Regions from separate parts of the Homo sapiens genome. Here regions 2, 3, 4 and 5 are each linked to region 1. The links are chromatin contacts, found by Hi-C or POLR2A ChIA-PET in ENCODE. All regions are on one chromosome and are shown on one strand. The core of a region is the stretch at or near the end of the contact, and the rest is flanking DNA. Distances in the headings are between cores, read along the strand shown. Region 1 holds the start of BCL11B (BCL11 transcription factor B). Region 2 holds the start of LINC02299 (long intergenic non-protein coding RNA 2299). Region 3 has its middle 19 kb from the start of LINC00618. Region 4 has its middle 77 kb from the start of LINC02304. Region 5 has its middle 64 kb from the start of LINC02304.

The links. A loop is a pair of places that touch in the nucleus more often than their neighbours do. ChIA-PET counts read pairs that join two places held with the same protein, here RNA polymerase II (POLR2A). Pooled maps may share reads with other maps.
Region 2: a map of mammary epithelial cell shows a loop between it and region 1 (7-fold over the local background). The contact joins the promoter of LINC02299 here to the promoter of BCL11B in region 1. A Hi-C loop is called at or near these places in 5 of 168 maps with a recorded cell type or tissue (IMR-90, PC-3, endothelial cell of umbilical vein and 2 more), 8 of 37 single-sample maps with no recorded cell type and 15 of 50 pooled maps.
Region 3: a map of naive thymus-derived CD4-positive, alpha-beta T cell shows a loop between it and region 1 (6-fold over the local background). The contact joins the enhancer-like site here to the promoter of BCL11B in region 1. A Hi-C loop is called at or near these places in 1 of 168 maps with a recorded cell type or tissue (naive thymus-derived CD4-positive, alpha-beta T cell) and 4 of 50 pooled maps. POLR2A ChIA-PET finds 5 or more read pairs at or near these places in 2 of 52 experiments (T-cell and naive thymus-derived CD8-positive, alpha-beta T cell).
Region 4: a loop to region 1 is called in a pooled map, with 2.8 times the contacts of the local background. The contact joins the enhancer-like site here to the promoter of BCL11B in region 1. A Hi-C loop is called at or near these places in 1 of 168 maps with a recorded cell type or tissue (A673), 1 of 37 single-sample maps with no recorded cell type and 2 of 50 pooled maps.
Region 5: a map of A673 shows a loop between it and region 1 (13-fold over the local background). The contact joins the enhancer-like site here to the promoter of BCL11B in region 1. A Hi-C loop is called at or near these places in 1 of 168 maps with a recorded cell type or tissue (A673) and 4 of 50 pooled maps. POLR2A ChIA-PET finds 5 or more read pairs at or near these places in 4 of 52 experiments (A673, activated CD4-positive, alpha-beta T cell, activated CD8-positive, alpha-beta memory T cell and 1 more).

The regions. Positions count from the first base shown.
Region 1 is chr14:99,268,968-99,274,525 of GRCh38, forward strand. BCL11B (BCL11 transcription factor B) reads right to left here and starts at 3,230. Exons shown (of 4, transcript NM_138576.4): 1 at 2,194-3,230. The coding sequence starts at 2,251. RefSeq lists an enhancer at 1-537 and silencers at 3,077-3,156, 5,441-5,558.
Region 2 is chr14:96,738,502-96,744,059 of GRCh38, forward strand. It overlaps LINC02299 (long intergenic non-protein coding RNA 2299), which reads left to right and starts at 2,690. Exons shown (of 4, transcript NR_146552.1): 1 at 2,690-2,710. RefSeq lists an enhancer at 2,356-2,856 and a silencer at 3,192-3,241.
Region 3 is chr14:96,960,021-96,965,578 of GRCh38, forward strand. No RefSeq gene overlaps it. Among named protein-coding and RNA genes, the nearest start is that of LINC00618, 19 kb to the left of the region's middle. Within about 2 kb of position 2,476, at least 5 of the 41 ENCODE cell types and tissues checked have a DNase peak (open chromatin) inside an H3K27ac peak, as active enhancers do.
Region 4 is chr14:97,074,820-97,080,377 of GRCh38, forward strand. No RefSeq gene overlaps it. Among named protein-coding and RNA genes, the nearest start is that of LINC02304, 77 kb to the right of the region's middle. Within about 2 kb of position 2,677, at least 4 of the 41 ENCODE cell types and tissues checked have a DNase peak (open chromatin) inside an H3K27ac peak, as active enhancers do; they include A673, where a contact is called at or near this core.
Region 5 is chr14:97,215,836-97,221,393 of GRCh38, forward strand. No RefSeq gene overlaps it. Among named protein-coding and RNA genes, the nearest start is that of LINC02304, 64 kb to the left of the region's middle. Within about 2 kb of position 2,961, at least 2 of the 41 ENCODE cell types and tissues checked have a DNase peak (open chromatin) inside an H3K27ac peak, as active enhancers do; they include A673, where a contact is called at or near this core.

The DNA of each region.
Region 1 (5,558 bases), core at 1,980-4,479:
CCCCCATGCCCAGCTGCCACCAGTCCTCTGGCCAGGGCTCTCGCCTGATGTCCCAGGAATGCCAGGAGAAGGAGAGCCAAAGCAAAGCGAACCTACCTGCTTCTTCCCCTTACACACAACTGCAACCACTCCTGGCTCGCCGCTGCTGCCAGCTTGGCAGTGCACCCCCATCCACTCCCCCTTCCCCGACCCCCCCAATTCCCCCTCCTCAAAAACAACCCTTGCAATTATACAGAGGCTACGTGGGGCAAATTGCCTCCTGGAGAAATTAAGCCTCTGCAAGTATAGACGTTTTAACAACCACCCCATCTAAAGGGGGAAGGGTGTAGAATAAGCGATTGCTGTGGCTTGGTAAAGGATCGAAATGTCAACTGGCAAAAAAGACCTTGATCAAACCAAGCTCAAATCTAGCTGCAAAACATTTTGTTTTAAACGCAGCCGGCGAGTCTTCTTTGGTGTTACAACGGCGAAAAATAAAAGAGAAGTCCTCTTCCCTTCCTCCAAAGAGGCATCCCTCTCCCAAGGCGAATCCCACTTTAATTTCTATTCCCCCCCCCCCAAAAAAAATCATAATAAATCCACAAATTCTTACTAATGTATCTGCTGTAACAAAGGAGAGATGGCAACAGCAATTGCTCCGAGCAGATGGCTCCTATGCTGGGTTTTCAGGGGAGGGGAGAACCACTTTATATATTTATTTATTTATTTAAATTTTTTAAAATATAACATAAATATTCGGCTCTCGGCCGCCCGGCAGCCAGTCCTCTGCGGTGACTGGGCGCGCAGCCCTCTCGAGCTCCGCGCGGGCAGCCCGGCCCCAGCCCGGCGAGGTGCGCGGCGGATTGCAAGCATATAACCTGCCCGCGGTCTCGATGGCACCCAGAGGATGTTTTATTTCTATTGCAGTTAAAAAAAAAAAAAAAAAAAAAAAAAAAAAAAAAAAGGAACGGCGACCCAGGCACCGCGAGAGAAAGAACGGCGGGGAAATGTTCGCGCGCAGCGAAGAAGCCGCCCCGCGGGCTGCGGCGGGCGGGGAGCGCCGCAAAGCCACCTTCCCGGTGCAAGTGTGCGGGGACTCGGGGCGGGTTCCCCTGCAAACACCGTACCTGGCCCGCTCGCGCTCGCTTTTCCCCTCTGCTAAATAAACCCAACAGGGACGGTGGAAGCTGCTGCTTGTCTTGCCCCGCTGCCTGACTTTGCCCGCCCAGCCACATGCTTGAAATCGACACGATTTCAGCCGGTGGATTTCCACTGCGACCTGCCTTGTTTATTTAGATAGGAAAGATGAAAGATACTGAGATAGAAAGATGGATACGAGATTGATGGGTCTCCTTTTTTTCTTTTTTTTCTTTTACTATTTTACAAGCGCATCACTCTCTTCCCACTCCTAACTGACAACCTTTTTTTTTTTCCTCGTGGCGGGGATTTTTCACCAACCCCAATCCCCCCACCTTTTTTGAAGTGGGGGAAAGAAGACAAGATCATCCCAGGAGACAGACGGAGGTGGGGAAGTGGGGGGTGGGGAGGGGGGCTTGAGCCCGGCAAACAGCCGCGCAGCTGGATTATTTTGCAAATAGCAGGAGGAGGGGAGAGAAAGGCGGCTGCGGAATCCTAGGACTGGCGCGGCCGGCACCCTGCTGGGCCGGGCGCAGGGACCGGGGACCCGGAGCCGGCGGCCGCCCCTGGCCCTACGGCTCCCCCAGCCGGAACGCACCCCGCTCTCCTCCGCCCGCGCCGTCAGCGCGGACCCACGCGCTCGCCAACTTTTCCCCACTTCCCGGCTCCCCCTCCCCCTCCGCTCCCCCAGCCCCCTCCCCCTCCTCTCCAAACCCCGCCACCAGCGCCGCCGCCGCCACACACGCCGCTCGGAGGGGCGAGCGTCCAGCCGGGCTCGGCGCGCACACACACACACTCCTCCAGCCTGCATGCCCCCTCCCCGGCCCGGAGCCGGCTCCGCAGGCCCCCGAGCCCGAGGCGCGTCCGGCTGCTCGGCGCCCCAACTCCCCGGGCTGCAAAGAAACTTTCCTATGGCCCCCGCCCCCCGCCATGCTCCAGGCCGACGCCGTAGACTCTGCCAGCCAGCGGGCGGCCCCGGCGCCTGGCCAGGCTCGGCTGTTCCGGGCTCGGTGTCCCCAGCCCCAGACGCCCGGAGCCCCATCTCCGGCCCCTCGCGCGCACTCCGCAGACACTTACGGGTGATGAGCTCCCTCTGGGACAAGTGCTGCGGGTTGCCCTGTTTGCGGCGGGACATTGCCCCGGCATCTATTCTGGCATCGCCCGGAGAGCTGCACTGATGGGGGGAGCCGGGGGAGGGGGTCCGAGCCGCCGCCGCGCCGCTGCCGCCGCTGCCGCCGCCGCCGCCGCCGCCGCACCTCCTCCTCTGCCCGGGTTGGTGTTTTTTTTCCCTTCCTCTCTTTCCCTCTCTTCCTCCTCTTCTTCTTCTTTATTTTGCTCTTTCTTCTATGCTGTTTTTTGTTTTGTTTGCAAAAAGAAAAAAAAGGGAAGAAAAGCAAGAAAAACCTCTCGATCTAAAATAAGAAAAAGAGGCAAAAAAAAAAAAAACTGCTGTTGCTTTCCGCGGACTGGCTGGTTTCTTTAAAAATATATTCTTTCGAAGGAAAAAAAATCTCTTACACTTCTTCAAACTGCTTGGCCTCTTGCACTTGCAAATGTCTTCTTGAACTTAAACTGGGTTTTGCACCGGCTCCTGACACTTTCTTTCAGGGTCTGGTAGGTGGAAAGCGCACTTCTACCAGGAGGGGAAAAAAAATGCAAACAAATAAAAAAATAAAAGAAGAAAAAGCAAAGGAAAAAAAAAAGCAAAGAAAACTTGGGGACTTGTCTCGTACCCCCTCACCCCGCCCCCTCAAAAAACCCAAAGCAATGTAAAACTGCCCCGGTTCGGTTGTTTCTGGGTTTTCTGCGGGCTGCCTGTTTTTGTTTTTGTTTTTGTTTTTTCTCGGAGACTGACCCTTCCGAGGCTCTGGGGGGACACCAGGAGAGGCTCCTTCCCAGTTCACCTGGCAGGCTGGCGCCGGCCGGAGGGGCTGCCGAGTCCCCGCGAGCGCTCCCCAGCGCTCCCCTGGCGCCGCGGGCCCGGGGGGAGCGGGGCGGAGGGGCGGCTCGCCCAGTGCGCCTGGGTCGGTGCGGGCGCAGACTGGGAGCTATAGATTGCAACGTGAAGATGGCGGAGTCCGGGTTCTCTGGGAGCTCTCGGTCTCTCTATGGCTGGGGCTGCCTCTGTACAATGGGATAAAATTCAAGTTCAAGTGCGGACGTGACGTTTAATCTGCACTAGAGACAAAAAGACCCAGAGAGTCGGAGCACTGGGGGCGACTAGCGGTGGCTTTTTAACATTGTACCCTGTAAGAGAACAAGAAAGCACACACAGAGACACACTCGCGCGCGCGCGCACACTCACACACACACACACACAGTCGCCAGTTGCGCACACCCGCAGCCCAAGCCGGACACACGTGCAAACCGCGTTTTTGTGCGCTCATCTCCCCCGAGCCCCGGCTGCGCAACAGCGGGAGGGGGTTGGGGGGGGCCACTGGGCAGCTTATTTTAAAATAAAAGAAAAATCGTCCTTATATCTCCTCCATCCTGGGAGCAGGACCCCCTGAGAAGGGGGGCGGGGTGCTGTGTGAGTGAACTAAATTGAATCAATGCAAGTCTCCACCCACCCAAAAGCTCTTTCGGACTTGGACTTTGGGGGTGGGGGCGTGGACTGTGGAAAAGGGTTGGGGTCGACATGGGAGTTGGGGGGACAGTAAGAATCGCTTCGTTTCCCTGGAAAAGTCGCTTGGTAGTTTTTACTTTTGTTTTATGGTCGCGGGCGGCGAGGGGAGGGGAGTAGATGTTGGAGTTCAACTTCCAAAAAGTGTCTCCATATAAATCCTGGTATTACAGACTCTGGGAGGGTGAGGATGACAAAATAAACGACACTAAGACAACAGAATCAAGAGCACGTGAGGGGGTGAGAAGTGTTTGAGACCTTGTTTGAGTCCCACTTGGAAAAGGATTTTCACTCAAATCTTTGTCCCCTCCCCTCACCTTACCCCGATTAACTCCTGGGGTCAAACACGACCCCACCTCCTAAACTGGGTCTATGGCAAGCGAGAGGGTAAAGGGACCGGGGCGCTCCACGTGGGAGAGGGACTTGGACTTGCCAGCCCAGGAGTAGGTGTGGCCAAATCTCCGCAGATACTCGGGTGGGTGACTCCAGGAGGCGCCCCTGACAATCACAGCAACCTGGAAGTCACACCCCGCCCCCCGCGCTCCTCGGCCCAGGGTAGGACTTGGAAATGCCTGTCAGACTGGGAAGGACGCAGCTGCCTTGTCAGCCGTTTGATCTCCAACCGGCGAGGACAAGAGGAGTTGTGGGGCCTCTCCGTGGCCCGGGGACAAGGCCAGACCACGGCCCCCGTGGACACCCCCCATTCCCCAGGCTGTGGCCAACTTTGTCAATTTGATGACCTGGCCTCCAGGGCTGGGCGCGCCACGCGGCTGGCCTCCTCTCCCTTCTCAGGGTTTCTCTGGAGGCGGCCAGGGCGGGTCGGGGCCTGGCTCCGGCTAGGCTTCGCGGGCGAGTCCAGCTGCACCCACCCCACTCCGCCCCCAGGCCTGGCTCCGGCGGCTTCACCCGGGCGCATGGCGAGGCCGTGACGCCTCAGCGCCGCCTCCCTCGGGGCCTTTTCCTCGGGGGGCACACGGGGGTTTTTGTTTTCGTCCCGAAGGTCTTGGGTGGGGCGATGGCACCAACAATTTAACAGCGCCCAGAGTCCGTGAGCGAGAACAGAAAGAGATCCCTTCCAGTCCCATACCCTAAAAAATAATAACAATAAAATGTGCCCTGGCTTGCAGTTCTGTAAACTGTGGGCTCCACGGTGGGCGGACGCGAGGCCGAGCGGATGGAGACCGGGGGCGGGGCGCGGACTTGCACCTCCTCGCCCTGGCCGGGCAGGCTGCACCCGGCTGCCCACCCCCAACACCCCACCTCCACGTGGTCCAAAGTCTAGTAGGGCCTCCCTCTTCTGCCATCCCTCTCACCGGGAAAATCTTTCCAGGAAAGTGGCTTAAAAAAAATATGCCCACACGCACCTTTAATAAACTTCTTTAAGACATTCATAAACTGGCCATCCCTACTCGCCCGGACTCTAAATTTGAAAGATCAACTCGCGCTCTCTTTCTGAGAACTAGCGATGTGAAGCCCAGAGAGGGTGAGCACTTTGCCCTAGGACACACAGCGCGTCAGGGACAGGTCTGGACCCAAAACACCGCGGCGTGCCTGCAGCCCAGCGCCGCCGGCGGTCCGGGACTCGAAATCCCGACCCACGACCCTCACCTTCCTGGGGTTGATTACAAGGAAGGCAGACCCCGCCAGTGGCAAGGCGGGACGGGGAGGACCCCTCAGGAAAAGGGAGCCCCTCCGCGAGCGGCGCAAGGGCTCTCGGAGTCCCAGCTGCAGCCGCCACCCCGCGTGCGGTAAGGGGCCGTGCCTGGGGAGGGGGCACCCCCTCCCCACTCCCAGCAGGAAGTAGCTGGCGTGGGCCGGC
Region 2 (5,558 bases), core at 1,440-3,939, 2.5 Mb before region 1:
TTTCATGCAATAAAGCATAAATTATTTAAAATAACACGACCTTTTATCTTGCACCTTTTGAAGGAAGCAAATTAAAAATGTAAATTGGGAGCTAATTAATATGCAAATGTATTCATTCGCAGTTAACAATTAGCAATTAAACCTGCAGTGTCTACAAAGAGCACGGACAAAATTAGTAACTTAATTTATCATTAAAAAATGAAAACGTACACAAAATTTTAATTGACTTTCAAAATATTTCCCCTGCTTTTTTCCTTTCATTTTTTAATACCAAAAAAAAATTTTTTTAATATTATGCCTTACCTCTACAGATGAAATTGGGTACATGCAGTGTTCAGGGGAGTTCATTAAATAGGATTGGAGAAAAGCATGTTAGGAAAAGTTTGCCTTTTACATGAGGTATTAAAAGATGACATTTAAGAGTGTTGACTTGTGTTGCATAGTCGAGTTCAAGAGAGAAATAAATACATAGATTCTCCTGTGTTTGGGAATATAGAGATGGCAGAGATTTGTAGAGATAAGGGGGAGTATATGCGGCTTATGCACATAGATGTGGGACCGGCTGTGTGTGTGTGTGTGTGCGCGCGTGTGTGTGTCTACACCTTCTAGAAGACACACAGCAAACGTACAGGGTCATTTAAATGCTTCTGGTTCAGCTTTGAGAATTCCAGTACAAAACAGTTGCATGGAAAATCAGCAACAAATAGCTTAAGATGTAAATAAGATACTCTCGGTTGATCATGAGACACATTAGCATTCTATGTTTCATCTATCCCTCCTCACTACAACCCAGACACACATATTTTCCACTTTCTGTTTTCCTGTAGAATTTAAAGAGCAAACCTTTTGCATATTTTCCTGAATTTGGGGTTCATTTGCTGCGTCTCCTCACCATCAGCCTAGCTCTGCCTGCAGATGTAGCCTTATATTTTTACACACTCCCTTTCTAATGTCATGCAGCATAGGAAAGAACCCAGCAAACATAGGATCTGTTGCTTGCAACCTTATTTTGGTTATTTAAACAGCACCTGCTGCTCCAGCTCCATTGAGAGCTTTAAGTTTCATTCACAAGTGTTTTCTTTTGGTTTTTCTTGCTTCAGGGCTGACTCGGGGCGGCTGCGCTGCGTTCTCTCCCCTGTGAACTTTGCTCACGTTTTGGACTGGGCAGCATCTCGCGGTCTGCTCGAGCGGGCTGCCCTTCTGCTTAGAGCTGGACAGTGTTCTCGTCTGCTAGAACGGGATTTTATGGTCAACAGGACATTGCCATGTGTCACTGCAACACTTAGAGGGTAGTTTGAACTGGGATTGAAGGTCTGTCTGGCTGCTTTCCCCGGCAGGCCCCAAACTGGCTTGGATGCAATTGAGCCAGCATTTTCCAAGGTACTCTCATTCACAGTCATAAGGGACAAACGCATCTCATGTGAAAAACTCAAAGGCCAAGGAGGCCAGGGCATGAAGTATTAAGTTGATTTTATTCGGTTTCACAGAAGGCAGTTCTGTCTTGTTGACTAGCAACATTGTGACAAATTGTTCTCGATTAAATGCTTATTATGTGTTTATTTAGCTGTTTGCCTGGAACTAGAGAAGAAAAAAAAATGTGTTACAGTGTATGGCAATATTCTATCCTTTCATAATTGTACCAGAGAAATATGGCATTTTCTCTCCTAAATTTGTACTTATTTCGGGCTCTCTCACACTCTCCTGACAAGTCTGATACTCCAGAACTTCCCAACAATAAGAGAGACCAGGGAAAACAAACAAAAAAACTTGGTTTTAATGGAAAATAAGAGAAGAAGCTAAATATAGCTCTTGACTTTCACAGAATTGTGATTCAGATCTGCTAATTTCTATTTGCCTGGGAGAAATTTTAAGAGTCTCATCGCACCCCCCCCCCCCACCGCCCCCCGCCCCATGGCCATCCCCACCTCCCTAGACTGGAGGGCCCGGAAATAATGACTGGGAAGGAGTTTACCTGTCATCTGTGACACACCCGAAAGAAAGGTTTTTCAGCCAGGGACCCAGCTACAATGCCCAGGCTGGGAACTGTGTGGTTCAGAGGTTCATAGAAGGCATTTAGGAACCAGCTTATAAAAATTAATGTTTTCTTCTTTTATAGGAAATATGCACCATTCTATTTCAGTATGGAAAAAATACGGACCTTGTCACTGATCATTTTTCATGGACTATTTATTTAGGTTTTGAGCAGCTCAGAAGCCTTTTTATTCCTTTTGAGCTCCCCTTGGGATGCTGAAGAGAATAAAGATTTCTCCCTTCCAATACCGTGCACACATTTCACTGTGGGAACTGTCACCAAACTAAACAAAAAACTGAGTCCAAGCACCTTCCACCTCGTTGGCCAAAAAAGACCCAAACGGCCCTCATATTTTTATTTTTGCTTGTGCGCCTGCGATATTAAGCAGCTAACAACAATCTGAGAATTAAGTTACCACAATTAGGAATTAGAAGCAGGTGGCATAATAATGGCGCTTTTTTCATTTCATTTATTAGCAAAAAGAGAGAGAGGAGCTTCATTTATTTTCATCAGCGCCTCAGTAAAAGCATAGCAATTTGCAACACAAAAATCATTTCAAGTACCTCAGCCTTGTGCAAACCTTTTTTTTTTTTGTTGTTGTTCCTTTAAAAGCCTTTTAAAGTTCACCACCTCCCCCGCCCAACCCCATTCTGAAAGGACGTGCGTGTGTGTGGAGAGGTGAGTACTGGTGGGATCAGACTATTTCTCCCCCAAAGCAGTTTTGGGGGTTCCATAACCCAGGGAGCGAGGTGTGGGGCATCTCCTGCCCTGCCTGCCTCCGCCTGTCTCTCATTTAGTTTTGCACCGGCTTGTTTCAGTCTTGCAAAGATTTAATGCAGGGGCAACCTCTCTCCAAATAAATAAAGTGAGCAACACCTCTTTGCATGGCACCCTCCCATCAGCCATCCGGGCCAGCGCCTCCAGCACCCCACTGCCCGGCTCCGCGGCACCCCACTGTCCAGCCCCTAGCACCCCACTGCTGGTGCCGACACCCGCAGGCCCTACGCTTTTTGCGTTTCTACCCGCCGCTCCTCGCAGACCTGGCGCGGCGCAGCAACCTTTGCGCGCCCTCTAGCGTCAGCATCGGGGATTACCACGAGCTGGCCCGCACGCCGCCGCCGCCTCCAAGCACCACCCGCCCGCGGGAGAAGCAGCCCGGGCTGCAGCAGAGGCTGGGGGGCGAGGGGGGCGAGGGGCCGAGGGGGTGCCTGGGCTCGTGCATTTACACGAAGTCCCTCCGAGACGGAGGCGGGCGTGGGTGATTTTATTGCAAACTTTGGGGAGCCCCTTCCTTGGCTGCGGCCGCCCGCTGGTGTTGCCCCCGAACCCTGGGCATGGGGCGAGTGGCCCAAGCCCGGACCCTTGGAAGTGGCGCGGCGGGGCTGCCTTTCCTCGGGTGTTCGCGGCTCGGCGCGACCCTCTCTCCCGTCTGCTCCCCGCCGCTCTGCTCGCCCCCTCCCCTCGACCAGGTTCTGGCTTTCTGGCCTGTTCCGGCCTGGGGGACTCCCTTGTCCTGTGCCTCCCCATTCTACTCTCTGTCCACATACCCCTGAGTCTCTCTTTTCTCCCTGTTTGATTTATTTTAGAGCAGCGGATCACAATTTCTGACTTCCACTTTGCTCTGTCTGCCTTTCCCCATCCTACAGCATTCTCGCCGTTTGTCTTTTTTTCTTCCCTGTAACTTTTTCTTCTCTCTCTCTCTCCCCTCCCTACCTGTCTCCCTCCCTCTCCCTCCCTCTCTCTCCCCCTCTCTCTCTCTTTCTCTCTTTTTGAGAGAGTCTCCCTCCAGGCTGGAGTGCAGTGGCGCGATTCCGGCTCTCACTGTCGGGTGCCCGCCACTATGCCCGGCTAATTTTTATATTTTTAGTAGAGACGGGGTTTTTCCATGTTGGCCAGGCTGGTCTGGAACTCCTGGCCTCAACTGATCCGCCCGCCTTGGCCTCCCAAAGTGCTGGGATTACAGGCCTGAGCCACTAGGCCCTGCCTCTTCTCTCCTTTTCTGTTTCTCAGCCTCCAACTTCATATTTCTGTTTATATTCTTTCTGCCCCCTGTTCCCCAGGGAGTTTCACAGAAGAGCCACAGGCCTCTAGCATAGTCATCTAGAATGCCAGCCACCTCTTTTCCGTCCAGCGTCTTGGAATTAGTCTCCACTGGATCTTGCTGCCTGAGCTTCTGGTCTGCAGGGTGACAGGTGCCTTCTGCAGCCCCCTCAGGCCAGGCTTGTTTTTGTTTGTCCTTTGCTTTATAAACACAGACAAATAGCCGTTTATTTGGAATTCACTGTCCTCATTGAAGAGGTGGCATTAGGTGAGTGTAGGAATGGTGATGGGGATGGGATACCAGAGTCCAGAAGGCCGTGGTCACGGAGAATCCTCCACAAGCTCCCAGAGTTTGGACTTTCCAGGACAGCCTTGCATCTTCCCTGCCGATCGGGCAGCCTTGGAACCTGGCACAATTTTATTAAAGATATGTCCAGTTTTAGTGGCCACCAAACTTTTCAACGGTTGTTGGTATTTGAGAGAAGTCTCCATCACCAAAATAATAAAAGGAATTCAGATAAAACAATGAGTTAGTACATGAACCTATGGAGTGAGGAAAGATTACAATAAAATCAAAGGCTGGTGAGGGAGGAGAGAAGACAGGATGTGCAGTGGCATAATCTTGGCTCACTGCAGCCTCAACCTCCTGGGCTCAAGCTATCCTCCCACCTCTGCCTCCCAAAGTGTTGGGACTACAGGTGTGAGCCACCACACCTGAGCTTTGGGGGTATAAATTGGTAAAAAGAAATTTGGCAATCTGTATTAAGAAACTTTAAGATACTCCCACCATTTTTTTTTTTTTTTTTTTTGTGATGGAGTCTCTCTCTGTTGTCCAGGCTGGAGTACAGTGGTGAGGTCTCCACTCACTGCAACATCTGCCTCCTAGGTTCAAGCAATTCTCCTGCCTTAGCCTCCCTAGTAGTTGGGATTACAGGCATGTACCACCACCTCCGGCTAATTTTTATATTTTTAGTAGAGACGGGGTTTGGCCATGTTGGCCAGACTGGTCTTGAACTCCTGGCCTCAGGTGATCTGCCCGCCTTGGCCTCCCAAAGTGCTGGGATTATAGGTGTGAGCCACCGTGCCCAGCCAGATACACATATCTTTTGATCCAGTAATTCCACTGCTGAAAATCTATCCCAAAGAAAGATTCTGAAACGTGGAAAAAGCTGGAGAAGTAAACCAAGCTGCCATACTTGAAAGAGAAATTGGAAATAACCTAGATGTCCAACAAAAGTGGATGACGATTTGAGTAAACCAGGGTCCACCCGCCACTTAAAATTGATGCTGCCGTGGAGAACCATGTTGGTAAGAGTACAGTAACCTGGGAGTGCAGGTGATCGCGTGCTGAGACAAAAAGCAGGATTCAAAGCTGAATCCACAGCATGATCACGAAAAAGATGCTCCACAAAGTAAAAGTTACACAGAAAATACCCGCACAGTGCCTGTCTTTGTATGGTTGGAACTATGGGCAAAGTTTTTCCTC
Region 3 (5,558 bases), core at 1,226-3,725, 2.3 Mb before region 1:
CCCACAGCGCAGAGGGGAGGGGTGGAATGGCCAAAGCATGTGGGCTTTGGGGTCAGACTGCAGGGTTCCAATCCTGGTTCTACTTCTGTAGCTCAGCCAGGTCATTTAAACTTGCTAAGCCTCAGTTTCCTCATCTGTAAAATGGGAACAGTGATAGAACTGACCTTGGACAATGCTGAGGCTGGACAGTGGCATGATGCATGTAAAGTGCCTGGTCCATTGTCAGCACTCAATCAACCTGGTTGTTACTATTACCACCACCATTGGGCCTGGGAAGGCAAAGGAGGTGTTTTCCTCTACACAGAGGGTGGTATGTAGGAGAAAGACTGAGACCAGTGCTATGAGATGGAGTGAATCAAGAAGGCTGAGTTCTCACAGGGTGTTTTGGCTGAGTTACTGCCTCCCTGTAGGCCTCAGTTTTTGCATTTGTTTAGCGGGCCACATACTTCATTAGAGGCTTCCTAGGTCTGCTCCTTAGATGCTTAGAGAAGTGTTGATCTGGGAGCACACTGCTGGATTTGCAGTCAGAGGACACTTACTTCAGCTTCAGGGACAGGTTGCTGAGAGAATAGAATCCAGCTTGGCTATGTGAGTTGCATGGCCTCACCCCAACCTGGCAAGGGTCCAGTCCTGCTCTTCTCTGGCCCTTCCCCTCAACAGTCTAGTCCTGCCCTGATGCCCTCCCTCTCAGCACCCATCAGGTGCCTCATCCTCCAATGATTTGCTCCAATTGCAGCTCCTCCTAGAAGCCTTCTGTATCAGCTAGGGCCCAACCAGGAGATGGAGCCATGCCTGTTAGTCCAACAGAGCAAATCTAACATAAAGTAGTGGTCTATTGCATACCCATTAGAATAACTATTACCAGCAAAACAGGAAGTTACAAATGTTGGCAAGGAAGTGGGGAAATTGGAGCCGTTGTACCTTGCTGGTAGGAATGTAAAATGGTGCAGCCTCTGTGGAAGATATTATGGTGGTTCCTCAAAAAATTAAATATAGAATTAGCTGATGAACCAGCAATTCCATTTCTTGGTATACATCCGAAATAATTGAAGGCAGGGTGTTAAAGCAATATTTGCACACCCATGTTCATAGCAGCATTATTCAAAACAGGCAAAAGGTGGAATCAACCCAAGGGTCCATCAATGGATGAATGGACAAAGAAAATGTGTTATATACATAGAGTGGGATATTATTCAGAAATATTATTTCTTTCCTTGAAAAGGAAGGAAATTCTGACACATGCTGTGACATGAATGAAGCTTGGAGACATACGAGAAAAATAATCTAGACACAAAAGGACAGATACTGTATGATTCCTTATATGAGGTTCCTAGAGCAGCCAAACTTGTAGAGACAGAAAGTAGAACAGTGATTGCCAGGGTAGGGGAGAGGGAATACAGAGTTGTTGTTTAATGGGTACAGAGTTTCAGTTTTGCAAGATGAAAAAGTTCTGAAGATTGGCCGGGCATGGTGGCTCATGCCTGTAATCCCAGCACGTTGGGAGGCCGAGGCAGGTGGATCACTGTAGGTCAGGAGTTTGAGACCAGCCTAGCCATGATGGTGAAACCCCAACTCTACTAAAAATACAAAAAATTAGCCGGGCATGGTAGTACACATCTGTAGTCCGAGCTACTTGGGAGGCTGAGGCAGGAGAATCTTTTGAACCAGGGAGGTAGAAGTTGCAGTGAGCTGAGATTGTGCTACTGTACTCCAGCCTGGGCAACAGAGTGAGACTCCATCTCAAAAAAAACAAAAAACAAAAAACTCAAAAACCAAACAAACAAAAAGCTCTGGATATGGAGAGTATTGATGGTTGTACAGTACTGTGAATGTACTTAATGCCACTGAACTATACACTTAAAAATGGTTAAAGTGGTACATTTTGTGTTATGTATATTTTACTACAATTAGTAAGAAAGAAGTGTTAACTATTTATGAGATTGTTAATCAGGTCCTTAGAAAGAGCACATTAAGGTATCATGGGAGCAGGAAGCAGCCCCAGGGTTTGAGCTTGTCTTCTGCCCTTCTGCCATAGGATGACCCTTGCTGGATGCCAGTGACATGCTCTTGGACTTCCCAGGCTCCAGAATCATAAGCCAAATAAACCTCTTTTCTTTATAAATTCCTCGGTGTGTGGTATTCTGTTTTTGCAGAAAATGGCCTAACACCCTCCCAGGGCTGGGGACAAAGGAAGCAGGTAGAATTGCTAGAACTTAGAAAGCACAGCAGAGCCTGTGGAGCTTGAACCCAGACCTCTGAGGAGCGGGCACTGCTTGGCTGGTTCTGGTGTCTCTGAGATGAGAAGGGTGACCAACCATTCTGGTTTGCCTTGGGATGGAGGGAATTCCTAGGGTATGGAACTTTCAGCACTAAAACTTGGTCTCCCTAGCGTGGTGCACAGGAAAGCTGGTCTGATAGGTACTGAAAACATTCAAACTAGATTCAGTTCCGGCTGCAGGAAGGAACTGCTGCTGCTGGAGTGAAGAAGCAAAACAGGAAGGACAGAAGAACAGGAAGTGCAAGTTCATTTTTTCTGCAAGCCTACCAGGGAGCAGCAGAGAAAACAAAAATGCAGCTTCCAGAGCCTAACCCAGTGTCTCAGAGCAGAGAGCTCTGAAGGGTAGGGTTTGAATAAGAGATGATATCTTGGTGTGTCTGTCACTTCACTGATTACTTCAATCCCCACTGATACTTTCTAAAGTCAGGGTGATTCATCTTTGCTTACAATTATTTGCTAATTTCTTGTATCATGTTTTTTGGTACTGGTTTCCCTGTGACACCCACCTGGACTCCACCCTTCCTGAGGATAGGCAGAGACTAGCCTAATTTATTTTTTAGCCCAATAATAAAAATGCAAATTACCTATCATGTGCTTGGTACTGTGATGAGGTTTTAATACTTATGCCATGTAATTCTTGCCACACTCTGTCCCCTTTTCGCAGTTGAGGACATTGCAGCTCAGAGACATTAAGTAATAGCTCAAGGTCACTGCTGTGATTTGAATGTCTCCGCCAAAACTCATGTTAATATGAATTGCCATTATAATGGTATTAGGAGGTGAGGCCTTTAAGAGGTGATCGGGCCAAGGGGGCTGTGCCCTCATGAATGGATTATCTAGGGAGTAGGTTAGTTATTGCAGAAGTTATTGCAGAAGTCCTGATAAGTTTGGCTCCCTTTCTGTCTCTGTCTTGCCCTTGAGCTTGTCTTCTGCCCTTCTGCAATGGGATGACCCTCACCAGATGCCAGTGACATGCTCTTGGACTTCTCAGTCTCCAGAACCACAAGCCAAATAAAATTTGTTTCTTTATAAATTACCCAGTCTGTGGTATTCTGTTATAGCAGCAGAAAATAGAGTAAGACAGTCATACAGCTTTTAAGTGGTAGAGTTTGCTATGAATATTAAGTCTTTCTCTCTGGTCACTTATATCCTACTGTGACCCTCCAGTGCTAGGCACTTAGTAGCTGTTCAATTTTACTCATTGGTCAAATGTCCAATGGAGGATTGATGAATATGTAGATGATGGACTCCCCTGCCTCTCTCTTTCTGGGGGAGTATTCCACCTGAAGAGAAGGATGGCTACTCCAGGAACATCCCCTCAGGAATTGGTCTGAGTGGCTGAAGATGGAGTTACTGAGTTGCATTTTATTTCCTGTTGAGCTTGGATGTCTTCTCACCCTCACAATCCTATCACAGTCCCATAGTGAGAATTAATCTCAGGGAATGTGAGAGAATGCAAGACAAGCTGCTCTGAGTTCTGCATAAAAATAAAATCTGGAGATGAATGATGTTGGAGATACATCATTTCTGACTTGTCGAGGGTTTTTTCTTTTTGTGTAAGTATAATGCAGGAGATATATGAGTCCATTCCTGGATAGGGTGCTGGCTTCCCAAGGGGTTTGTACCAAGACTGGGGGCAGAGAAAGAGAGAGGGAGATAGACAGACAGACAGAGAGAGAGAGAGAGAGCAGGCAAGCAAGGAGGAAGGAGAGGCAGCATTGAGTATAAAAATGACAGATGCCCTGGTGTAAAAGGTGACAATTTGCCTACACAGTGAAATGGTTCTGTCAAGACATCAGGGTATTTGGGGGCCTGAATTCAGAAAGGAGGTGTTTGAAAATGCAGGCAGCCGGGAGCTCCTTCAGCCGACTCAGAGCTCCAGAAGTGATGTTTTGTAATTTTGCCTTATGATCTGTGAGGGTTTATCATGGCGCTAATCGGCCTAATGATGACGGGAACTCAGTTATTCCCACTTAGATGCCAGGTTTTAAGTAATAATACATGCTCAGCAGGCCCCCTCGGCTGTGTGCTGGGAGGACCTGGTGGGGGATGGCCCCTTTGCAAGCTTCTGGTAAATGAGCCCAGCTCCCACAGGGCCATGTGGCTTCTCGGGCTGTGGGCTGTGGAAACAGCCCCCTCAGGCTGCCTGGGACCCTTCCTGGCTCCCCTCTGCCTGCTGGTCCTGACCTGAAGAAAGGACAGCTTTCCTGGTCCACCCATCGGGCTTGGGCATTGGTCATTAGAGACAGTGAAGGCTGCACAGGCCACTGCCCTTTTGGGTGGTGCCTGGTCTTGCTCCTTCAAGTTGCCACTCTTAATGGGGAAATTTAAAACCCCTTGTTCCCATGGACACCAGTGAGCTGCACAACCAAGATTAATGGAGAACCATCGAGACCGGTCCTAAAAGATGGTCCCTCTTGTGGATTACGGTCTGTCACGCGACATCCATTAGCGCCGGAGCGCGGGGTCCTCATCATGTTGGTATCATTGGGACCAGCGCACGCCACTGCAAGATGGCATTTCCACCGCGCATCAACAGATCATTTCACCACTGCTCAAGGCATCGTAAATTGGACTTATAGCTCAGCTGCTGGCATAAATAAGTCCCTTTGATAGTTAGTGGAAGACGTTATGACACTCCAGGGTACAGGAGGGGACATTGGCACTGTCATTTTTTTTCTCCAGCCCTGGCACCCTGGTGCCTGTGATCTTTCTGAAGATTCAGGGCACGCGCTCTTCATTACGGCTTGGGCACCAGGGACTTGTTTTTTTTGCAAGATTAATGAGCGCCACGGAAATTCTCCAGCGCATCTCGATAATTAAGTCTTTGTTTATCAAAAAACAAGTTATATTAGGAGCAGAAAATTCGCAGTAATTATTCATAATTCTAACAATTCAAGTATAGCTACCTCATTTGCCTGGGTAATTCTGCTTTTTAATTTCTTGCATACATTTGCATATTAATTTTGCCCGTCGGCTGCAGCAGGCTTGACAGTTTGCTACTATGTGATGGTTTTCACAGGGGTGCGACTCAGTTGGGTGGCATTTCGACTGGGTGCAATGATAAATTATGAATTTTCTAATTTGCTGCATAATGAAGTAACCCCTTCCAACCCAATTAAAAAGAATCAGGATCTGTTTTTTTTTTTTTTTTTTTTGGTAAATATATATTTTCCAGGTATCTCATCTTCTTTTCTTTGCTGTTTATAAACAAGGCATATATATATTTTCTCTTTGAAAAAAATCAGTGCTTGTATTTTCAGACATTGGGGTGATAATG
Region 4 (5,558 bases), core at 1,427-3,926, 2.2 Mb before region 1:
AATACTGGCAGGACTTAGGGAATTAGGGGGAAAAAAAACAACCCACAACTCCACACCTCCAGTATATTTTTCTTATCTGTTCCCCGCTGCGGTTTCAGTTAGAGAGCTCCTCCTGTGACTTTGTGTTATTAATTAGGAGGGTTGATTATCTGTGAGAAGCAGATATTTCTCCGATACAGGCAGCACACAGTGTGTGAACGGGGGTGTCTGGGGACTCACTGTACTTGAAGAAATAGAAGCATATTTGAAAGTTGCATTATGTGGTGAGGACAAATGCACCTAAAAATAGCTCACTGGTCTGATTCTTTTTCTCCCGCTTCCTGGACAGTAGTTACACATTTTGACTCTGGCTTTTCTGCACTTTGGGGTCCTCTAGACATAGGCATGACGCTGACTTTTCTTCTTTCCTGCCTCAACCACAGAGAAGTTTTTCTTTTTCTTTTTTAAAAAATTTATTTTATTGTGATAAGAACGGTTAATATGAGATCCACCATCTTTTTCTTTTTAGCTTCTATTTTAAATTCAGGGTACATGTGCAGGTTTGTTACATAGGTAAACTTGTGTCATGGGGGTTTGTTGTAAGGATTATCTCATCACCCAGGTGTTAAGCTTGTACCCATTAATTATTTTTCCTGATCCTCTCCCTCCTCAACCCTCTACCCTCCAAAAGGCCCCTGTGTGTGTTGTTCTCTTCTATGTGTCCATTCTTTAGATGTACCCTCTTAAAACATTTTAAGTGTCCAGTGCAGTATTATTATCTACAAGTGTAAGGCTGAACAACAGATCTCTAGAACTTACTCATTTTTCATAACTGAAACTTTGTACTCATTGATAGCAATGCCACTTTTCCCCTCCCTCAGCCCCTGAAAATCACCTTCTGTTCTTTGTTTCTAGGAATTTGATTATTTTAATATCTCATATAAATGGAATCATGCAGTCTTTGTCCTTTGTTAGCATCATTTATGTTGTAACATATGGCAGGATTTCCTTCTTTTTAGAGGCTGAATAATATTTCATTGTGTGTATACATCACATTTTTTTTTTTAATGAGGAAAGGTCTTGCTCTGTGGCCCAGGCTGGGGTGCAGTGGCACAACCATGCCTTACTGCAGCCTCGACCTCCTGGGCCCAAGCGATCCTCCCATCTCAGCCTCCCAAGTAGCTGAGACCACAGGCATGTGCCACCACACCTGGCTAATATTTTTATTTTTTGTAAAGACAGGGTCTCCCTACATTGCCCAGACTGGTCTCCAATTCCTGGGCTCAAGTGATCCTCCCAACTTGACCTCCCAAAGGGCTGGGATGATAGGCATGAACTGCTATACTGGCCCCACATTTTCTTTATCCAGTCATCCATCAATGGACATTTAGGTGGTTTCCATATTTTGGCTGCTGTAAATAGTGCCGCAGTGAACATGGGAGTGCAGAGATCCCTTTGAGATCCTAATTTCAAATCTTTTTGATACATACCCAGAAGTGGGATTGCTGGATCAGGTAGTAGTTCTATTTTTAATTTTTGAGGAACCTGTGTACTATTTTCCATAGTGGATAAGCCATTTTTTAGAGAAGAGAAAATGAACAGCACAGAGATTTGTCCCTGTGCAGGGCTAGCAGGAGGTTTTGGTCAGATGCTATCAGGGAGCACAGGTAGAATGTTGCTGTACATTAAAATTAGCCAGGCGTGGTGGTGGGTGCCTGTAGTCCCAGCTACTCGGGAGGCTGAGGCAGGAGAATGGCGTGAACCCAAGAGGCGGAGCTTGCAGTGAGCGGAGATAGAGCCACTGCACTCCAGCCTGGGCAACAGAGCGAGGCTCTGTTTCAAAAAAAAAAAAAAAAAAAAAAGAATGTTGCTGTACGTTGATCTGTGCCTGTAAGCCCCTGGCCATCTGAAGTCTGGGGTCAGATTTCAAGTAGCCCGCTCATTGGTCCCTCACTGAAAATAATGGCAAGGGCACATGCTCTTTAAGGAAATCAGTGACCTTATGCCAATGGACTCATCTGTAGGAATAACCAGTTCACTAGCGTGAAAAGAGCTGGTTGGTGCTGGTCCGGGTTGGGTTTCAGGAAGAGAACAGAGGAGAGTTATTTATGGGTTTGTTATATCAGCCCCACTAACTATTGGCCCCAGTAAGCATTGATTATTGATCTTGTCCACATGATCCACTCTCCAGAGAAACCCAGAGCCCTGTGCATGTTGCTCTGTATCAGGCTGTTTGAGGTTCTGTAGCGGTTGGCCCTGTGTGTTGCGGTTTCTGGGCAGAGAGCTGCCCCTTTGCAGGTCACTGGACAGCAGGGCTCAGCGGAGCTCAGGCCTGGTTCATTCCTCATTTCTTCTCCTCGAGGAGGTTTTTGGAGGAGGGATTGATCCTTCTCCACAGGTGCCTAACCCAAATGACAGGTCCTGCGACATCGCCGGTGCCGGGCCCTCTGATAGAGCAGCTGGACTCTGCAGGGGAGGCTCCAAACCTTTGTTTCCCATGACCCCTCCTAAGTCTAAGATGGCTGTGTGAGCAGGGGATGGCCTGCCTGTGTCCCCCACCCAGGTGCAGGAGAGCAGAGTTGGAACAGGTTAAAAAAAACCAGCAGGTCCAGCTTTGGTCTGCTTAGTGCCTGACAAGTGGAAGCGCCGGAGGGAAGCGTGTGCTTGCACACTGGCCATGACGACAGAGAAACTCTACCGGCTGATGAAGCTCAGACCAGGGGCGTCCTGAGGTCTGACTCAGCACATTAGCCACTTCCCTTCCTTTGAGGCCTGGCAGTGGTCTGGAAAGGGGCCAAGAGAAAAAAGGAGCTTTAGCCGAGAAAGTAGAAGTTTTCTCTCTAACGTAGTTGATACGATTGCCAGATTGAGCAAATAAAAATACAGGGTGCTTGGTTAAATGTGAATTCCCATCATACTTCTTGGGGACATGGTTATGCTAAAAACATGCTTGTTTATCTGAAATTCAAATCTAACTGGGCATCTTGTACATTATCTGGCAACCCTCATCATTGGTGTATGTTTTGTTTCCTGCTGTCACCTAGCATTGTCAATAATATTTGTGCTGCCTGGAGGTGGGTTTGGCCGGAGAGGTTGGCGGTGGGCAGGGCTGAGGTGTGGGGAGAGGTGAAGTGGAGTGATACCAAGAAATTGTCTGTTCAAATGTTACTAATTCTTGGGAACTTGCAGAGCAACATGGCGCACGCTGCCTTTATTGCTGCCTGGAAGGGAGAAAGACACTTTTTTAGTAACCTGTGCTGGTGTCATCAAATGTGGCCTGAGATCACTGAGGGGGATGTTCTCCAAAATGTGCAGAGCATAGGTGAGTTTGCCGCACTGCCTTTGTGATCCAGATGCCTGCGTTAGTTCGCATGAAACTGAAATGGATACGATGGCAATTTCTGGGTGAAGAATACATGAGGAAAGAGACGCAATTAGAGTGAGCGATATGTTTGTGTGTTGTTTTGGTTTCAATCTTGAATGCTTGGCTTTGGCCTTTCCCCCCATAGATCCTAGAAGGCACTTGGGCAATTGTGTGAAAACAGGGAGTCCTTGGATCAAAGACTCAGTTCCTTACTGACTATTTGTGGGATGTTTGGGAAGTTACATCACCTTCTTGAGCCTCAGTGTGTCCTTCTGTAAAATGAAGTTGAGAAAGATATAATTATTGATAAGGTTAAAGAGATAATGAATGTAAGGCATAGCCTGGTGCTTAGTAGGACTTCAATAACTGGCGATCATTATTGTTATTCAAAAAATATGTGTTCCAGTCATCATCAATCCGCCAGCCAGCGTGTGCAGAGCTTGATATGATTAGGAGCACTTACAAGTACACATATTTCCCTCCCAAGTGGAAGGCTATTTCATGGTGAATAAATATTGTATTGATAGCATTAATAATAAAAAATACAAATGCGACTATAAAGCAGTGTAATGGATGTGACTTAACAATGTGGAGATCCAAGTGGATTTGGGGAATCAGTTTGATTTGTGTGGTTTTTATGCCTAGGCAGTCACAATAAATAATAGTTATATTAATTGGCTCCCTGATCAGAGTTATAAAAATCATGTTTTGTAGGAATTACGTCAAATACACTGGAGTAATGGTTTCAGTGAGAAAAGAGCCCGCCCTGGGGATCAACATGCACAGATGTAACTGTCCCAAGGTTGCTGGGTGGCCTGGAGCTTCTTGGTGCAGATTCTCCAGAGTGGGTGCCCTGGCCTTAGTTCTGAAAATGACCCTTTTCCAGGCCACACTATGTGTTGCTTCAACAGCACCAAACCCAAGGTAAGTGCAGTTCAACCCCTTGAGCTGCCCTGACCCACTGGGTCTCAGAGCCTGGAGAGAGTAAAGATACCATGTTCTCCTGGAGAAACTGAGGCCCCCAGTTTGGGAGTGACTTGCCCAAGATCACACAGAGACTAAAGGTAGTCTCTAAAGCTGTCCTATAATTATTAAACTTGTTGAACTTTCAAAGCAGCTCGCTAATATCTTTCTTCCATCTCCCTGGCCATGGGAGACCCTGAACATGGGGCCTCTCTACCATGCATGAAGCACATGATTTGTTACAGAGCGGTTTTTATGGCTGACTCCCAGACTTCTTTTCCACCCCCGCTGATTAGTTGAAGCCACCTGGATTAGTTAGGGCAATTAGTGCTAGCTGCAGGAACAAATAACCCTAAAATTTGAGTGGCTTGACACAATACCTTTATGTGCCTAGACCAGCATTTGGCCTCTTATGAAGCGATTTAGGAATTCAGATCTCTACTTCTCTACTGTGCTGTCATCTTTTAAGGCATCTTTTAATCTCTACTTCTCTGCTGTGCTGTGAGTCCTCTGCCTTTGGCTGCTGATGAAAGTGAGTGTGGAGGACCACACAAGACATTTTATGGACAGGCCTGGAAGGGGCATCACTTTCTCACATTCTATTTATCGAAGCTGGTTACATGGCCCCAACTGAATTGTAACAGAGGCTGGGAAAGGCAGTCTTCCTGGGTTCTGAAAACGACTCTTTTCTCCTGGAGGGGGTAATGGATTAGAAAACATCTACCAAGTTTCTCCTACAGCGTCCATGGTCATCCCCCCACCCTGCCAGTGATGGTTTAAGAGTGGGGATGTAACCCAGCAATGTGTATGTAGCCCATCCCTGGCCAATGTGTCTGGAGGTGATGACAGCTGGAGCTTATAAGAGAGGCTGTCTCACACTTCAGGAGATGGGCCCATTGCTTCTTTGGAGAAATCCCTACAACTGCTGCATTCTGATTCCTTCCTTCCCGAGGAAGAAGCACACACATGGAAAAGGGCCAAGCAGGGGGACCCTTGAAGCAGCAAAGCAGATCTTCTAACATATGTTGCCTGGAACCTGCCCTGCCTCTGGTCCTCCACGGTTAGGGGCTAATCAATCATCTCATTGTTGAAGCCAGTTTGAATTTGAACTTGCTGTTACTTGTAGCTGAGATTATCCTAACCCATGGCAGGGATGGCAAACATTTTTTGAAGCAGTGTCCAAAACTGAGCAAAGGATGTCAAACTATATTAATAAATGAGATCATTACAGGTAGCCAGTGCCAGACAAGTT
Region 5 (5,558 bases), core at 1,711-4,210, 2.1 Mb before region 1:
CATTATCTATGTCTTGTTGCTTAAAATTCTTAGAACGGTTTCTAAACACTATATTTTTTAAAATTAGAAAATACAATAGAGCTATTTTTCAGGGGGTGGTTAGAGAGCTGTCATATTGTTAGCAGCTACCCTTAAGAGATTATTCCAGGAAACTTACTGTGTGAATGCAGGTTTAAACCAGGTATGTTTTAGGAGACACTTCCTATTCAATTTCTTTTGTCTTTCTTTTCCTATTTTTTTCTTCACTTAGAGTTTTATAACAAGACTTGAATAAACAGTATACTTGGACTGCCAGCACGATTAAAATTTATATCAGTTTTGCATCTGTTTGGAGAGGCAGAAAGCAAATCTCTAATTTTAAAACAAATTATCGAATATTTCAAGAAGTCAGAATGAAGATTCCTCTTCATTCTCTTAAAACTTTAAGAACTGAATTGCTGTGAATTATCCATTTGGCAGAATTTCTAAACAAAATTAATGTATCTGATGCAAACACAGGGCCTCCTGCTTCTTCTGTTCATTAAAGCTTATGTATTTGCTCAGTTTTACAACAATAATTTTCAGGGTCAGTTTTCAAGCTCTCCTAAGCTCACTTTTTTCCAAATGTGAAACTTATGGAAGGAAGAAAGCATACATACCTTGTTTCGAAAATTGAGTATTAATGTTCTGAAGAATATATCTGAAGAGTATCTTCTGGGCTAGAGGTTTGAAAAACATCAGCTGTTTTTCCTTGTGTGGGGTTTTTATTTATGCTCTTCTTTTAAAGCTATTTTTGGTCCCTTGAATTTAGCACAGGTTGCTTAAAAAAATCAAAAGCAAATATAAAATTTACCTGGAATCTTCTTTAGGACACAAATTAAACCATATTGTAGTTTTGTTTTCTGTTTTTGCTTTTAACTATGTGAATGGTTAATGCCGTCTTGTATTTTCTGTTGCCTAACTTGCAAAGAGACGCATTTCTCACACAATTCATTTACTCTCTCCTTATTTCTTCATCACTCCCTTGTCTTTGCAGAATTATTCAACTCAGACTGCCATGCAGAAGAAAAACCATGAACCCGTAAGTGTTACATTTTGAAGCAAAAGTTTATTTTTTCAAAGTCCATTTTCCCCCTTAGAAAGAAATATCAGAGTGAGAAATAGCGAGTCTCACATTATCTAAAAAGCGACTCTCTCCGGTTTTTGTTCCATTTATTGAAAACTCCAATTTCTTTGCCTCGGGTTCTAATTTATTTTGCAATTCGCACAGTGCACTGTAAACATAATGTAAAGTTTTCAAAGCTTAATTAACAGCTACAGGATAACGGCAGGCCAAGATTTTAAAGGCATTTAAGCTTGGCTCCAAGAAATGAAGAGACTTCCATTCAGGAAGCTGTGAACTTGTACCTCTTAAAACAATAAAACCCGTCAGATCCAGTACTTTGGCTTGCCTTGAATGCCAAGACCGGCACACCTGCTGGCTTAACCCCATCCCTCCGAGGTGCTTCTCGAGGGAGTCCTTCCTGTTCTGGAGCTGTTTTTCTCTTGGGGAGATGAGACAGCAAAAACAACAAAACCAAAAGAAACAAGCGAAAAAAACCACCAAAAACTCAACCACCCCAAAACTAAAAACTGTATATTTTAATCAAAGGTTCAGAAAATCCACTTTCAAATTCCACAGGGATGAGGGTTGGGATTCAGGTATCTCGGCAGAAGGATAGCCAACTGAAAAACCAACCCAAGTGGATGGGAAGAATTGACACAATCTCTCAGATCTGCAGTGGGTTCAGAAGAGGTGCTGCGTTATCTGTAGTGTTCCAGTTCTGCCATTTCCTAGGAGAAGTGCTTGGTGTGGTCACTTACTCTTTCTTGGCCTCAGTTTTTTCCATCTGTAGAATGGGACTGAGAAGAAGAATATCTCTCACAGGTAGGACATTGCGTTTTTGTGCTGCAAACGATTGCATAACTGTCCGGAGAATTGGGTCAATCTCTGGCTTAGTCAAGACCCAACAGTCTTGGTTTAACCGTTTTGTAGTGAGAGGGTTGAATTCTGGCCTCTGATATTTTTCCCAGGGCCTGTGGAGGGAGTCACGAAGGTCAGCCCCTCCGGGCTTCCTGTTCACCGAGGGTCTCTACTTAGACTTTTGGCCGGCTCATCAAATGGGGATATGCCCTCACTGTGCTGACTGAAAGGCAGTGCTTGCCACATGGAACATTGTGTCTTGGGACGTGGTCATCTGCCTGAAATACACAATGCATACTTACTTATTCTAAATCTTTTAATTACTGTCAGTTGCACAATTTTATTTGCTGGCACTATTCGTGTTAGAAGTTTTTTTTTATTCGATTTACCTGTTTGGCATTCTGTCATTAAAGAAAAGTACCAAGAACCTCAAAACAAATCCAAGCTCTTGCGGTTGTATGAATCTATTTGTAAATCAAAGGGGGCTTTTATGTTACGGCAGCAACCGAGCTCACTTTTTTTTTTTTTTTTTTTTTTTTTTTTTAAGCAAAATGCTCCAGGATTGCTGGAAAGTCGCTGTCCTGGTCTGCAGGGCCCGGGGAAACTGAAAGAAGATCCAGAAGGACGCGCCCTAGCTATGGAGGCTTTGGTGGCATCCGAAAGGGGAGGGGGTGGCGACCTGCATTAGGCCCCCTCCTCTCCAAACACCTGCTGCTGGTGATGTCGAGAAAACTCCTTGCCCTTGCAACTCTGAGGCGGAGGGGGAAAGGGGACCGGAAGCCTCAACATTTTCCTGGTTTCCTGGGGGAGGAGGGTCCGAAAGGAAAGGCTGGTGGGGGGGTGGGGGGAAGGGCCCCAGTGACGACTGGATTCGGAATTTTCCTCTCACTTCGTGGTAGTGAAGAATTTAACTACAACAGTAACAACACTAATAATTCTAAAAGCCGTGGGAGGTCAGAGCGGGCGCTGCCCGGCGTCACCCCTGCAGCGTCCGGATCGCTCCGCATAGGCAGGGGTGGTGCCCCCTCCCCGGGGCACAGAAACGCCACATCCCGGGGGCGCCGCCCAGAGGCTGTCTCTGTTTCTGTGTCCCTTCATGAGGCTCTGTCCCACAAAGGCAGCCTGAGCCAGGACCCTAAAGAGGCCTGGTCATCGGGACCGGAGGGAGTTCCGCTTCCCAGGCCGGCTCTGCAAACGCGAGCCTGCGCCAAGGCGCCCTGCGGGTTTGCTGGTGGCATCGAGGGGCAGCGCGGGGCCAGCGCTGGGAGCTCCGAACCCACACGCTCCGGCCAGCTGCCCGGGAAGCGCCCAAGCACACGTCCCGAGTCCCAGATTGGATTAAGTTGCCCAACTACCTACTTTTTCTCTCTTTAAGGAGAAGCCTAATTGGAGAAGATTCGGTTTTCTTCGCCATGGCAGGTCCCTTTCTCCTGACCCGCAGTTGCAGGGGCTGAGGGTAGGCGCAGGTCCGCCCTGGGGTCGAAGCCACCATCGGGCCTCGAGGTTGCCCCCCTAACATCCGGCCTGCACGCCTGGCGGGGGCGCAACAGTGTCTCACGGCTCGGGAGCTCGTTTTTGGCTTCTGAGCAAGGTATTTTTTTCATCTGCCGTGTGTTTAGCTGAATTCAGTATATTTTTCTCGCACTTCTCGCTTTTTTTTTTTTCTTTCTGAATCTGCTCTTCTGCTTTGCGGGCCCCTAATCTCTCCCGAATCTCGGGCGCCCGGCCCGGCCCAGGCGAGCGCTCGCGGTTGGGGACGCGGGTGGGGACGCGGCGGTCTGGGCGCTGCAGGATGCGCCTGGCCGCGGAGGAGACGACCAGGGAGCGGGTCGCCAGATCAAGATCTGCCAGTGCCACTACCTCTGCTTATCTCCAGGGGCAATCATCGGCTGTCTCAGCTTCCTACCTTTCCACCCACTGTCACTGGGGGTCGGGTTCATTTTGGGGTAAAGTGAATTAAGGTCTCCCTCGTTCGTCTGGATCCAGGCGTGGGTGGGGACAGGGGCGAGCTCTTGCCTGCCTCGCCCTGGCAAACATCTCTTGGAGAGAAAAGTCAGTGTCCTGGGTCCCCAGTGCACTCTTCCACCACGCCTAGCTATGGCTCTGTGTGTGTGTGTGTGTGTGTGTGTGCGCACATATATGCATATCTCTACAACCCCGGGGCATCATAAGGCTGTACTCTCTTTATGGAATTCCAGAACTGTGCAGGGCCTCCTGTGATTCCAGGATCCTGCCCTTCCCACTATTCAGCAGTGCCTGCCACCTGCCCGCAAGACCAGGAGGCATAGCCAAGCAAAATAATGGCCCTTGAGATCCTTATAAAACTTAGGGTGGCAAGAGCTTTAAGGGTCTTTAGTTCAAACTTTACCTCTGGTCCGTCCATAGGATCTCCCCAAACCCCAACCTCTCCCTGCTGTAATTAGAAGCTCACTCTTTCCCTGGGGTCAAAAATCCTGAATTGATATTCTCTAGCTGCAGTGTGACTTTTTAGGCCAATTCCTTAACTTTTTGCGCCTTAATTTCTTTTCCTGTGAAATTGAAAAAGACTCCAAAAACAGTAATATATGCCTTTTACATACACAATACACAAAATACACATACCTGGCTGCAGGTCGTTTCAAGGATGCAAGGTGGTCACATATTTGTAAACATCTTGACAAACTCTAAGTTCCCTAATTTAGGAGATACCTGCAGGGACTGCTATTATGAAGATTAAGTGTGCAGTAAATGGGGGAGGATGAAGAATCTCACTGATTAGCCTAAATCAGATAAAAAATGAAAAACTGAAACCTGTTGGTGCCTGGCAGAGGGGATGTTCCAGTCAACTCTATTCGTGGAAGAGTTTAACTTTGTTCTGTTCTTTGCAGAATTTACTTTTTTTTTTTTTTTTTTTTTTTTTTTTTTTTTTTTTGTGGGACAGAGTCTTGCTCTGTCACCCAGGCTGGAGTGCAGTGGCACAATCTTGGCTTACTGCAGCCTCCGCCTCCCAGGTTCAAGTGATCATCCTGCCTCAGCCTCCCAAGTAGCTGGGATTAGAGACATGCACCACCACGCCCAGCTAATTTTTGCATTTTTAGTAGAGAGGGGGTTTCACCATGTTGGCCAGGCTGGTCTTGAACTCCTGACCTCAAGTGCTCTACCCGCCTCGGCCTCTCAAAGTGCAGGTGTGAGCCACCACACCCGACTGCGGAATTTACTTTCTACAAGGAAGTCCGAGGCCTCAGAAGCTTTTACTGAGCCCTTTAGTGGAGTGGGAAGCACTTGTCCCAATCTCAGTTCCCCAAGAGTTTCCAAAGACACACAGGCCTGCACCTGTAGCCTCTTGGGTACATGTCTGGCACCTAGAATATGCCCGATAAAGGAAGGTGCCCTTTGCTGCTTTAAGAAGACTGGGCTTGGCCGGGCGTGGTGGCTCACACCTGTAATCCCAGCACTTTGGGAGGCTGACATGGGCAAATCACCTAAAGTCAGGAGTTCAAAACCAGCCTTACCAACATGGTAAAACCTCGTCTCTACTAAAAATACACAGTTAGCCAGGCGTGGTGACGCATGCCTGTAATCCCAGCTACTAGGGAGGCTGAGGAAGGAGAATCATTTGAACCTAGGAGGCAGAGGT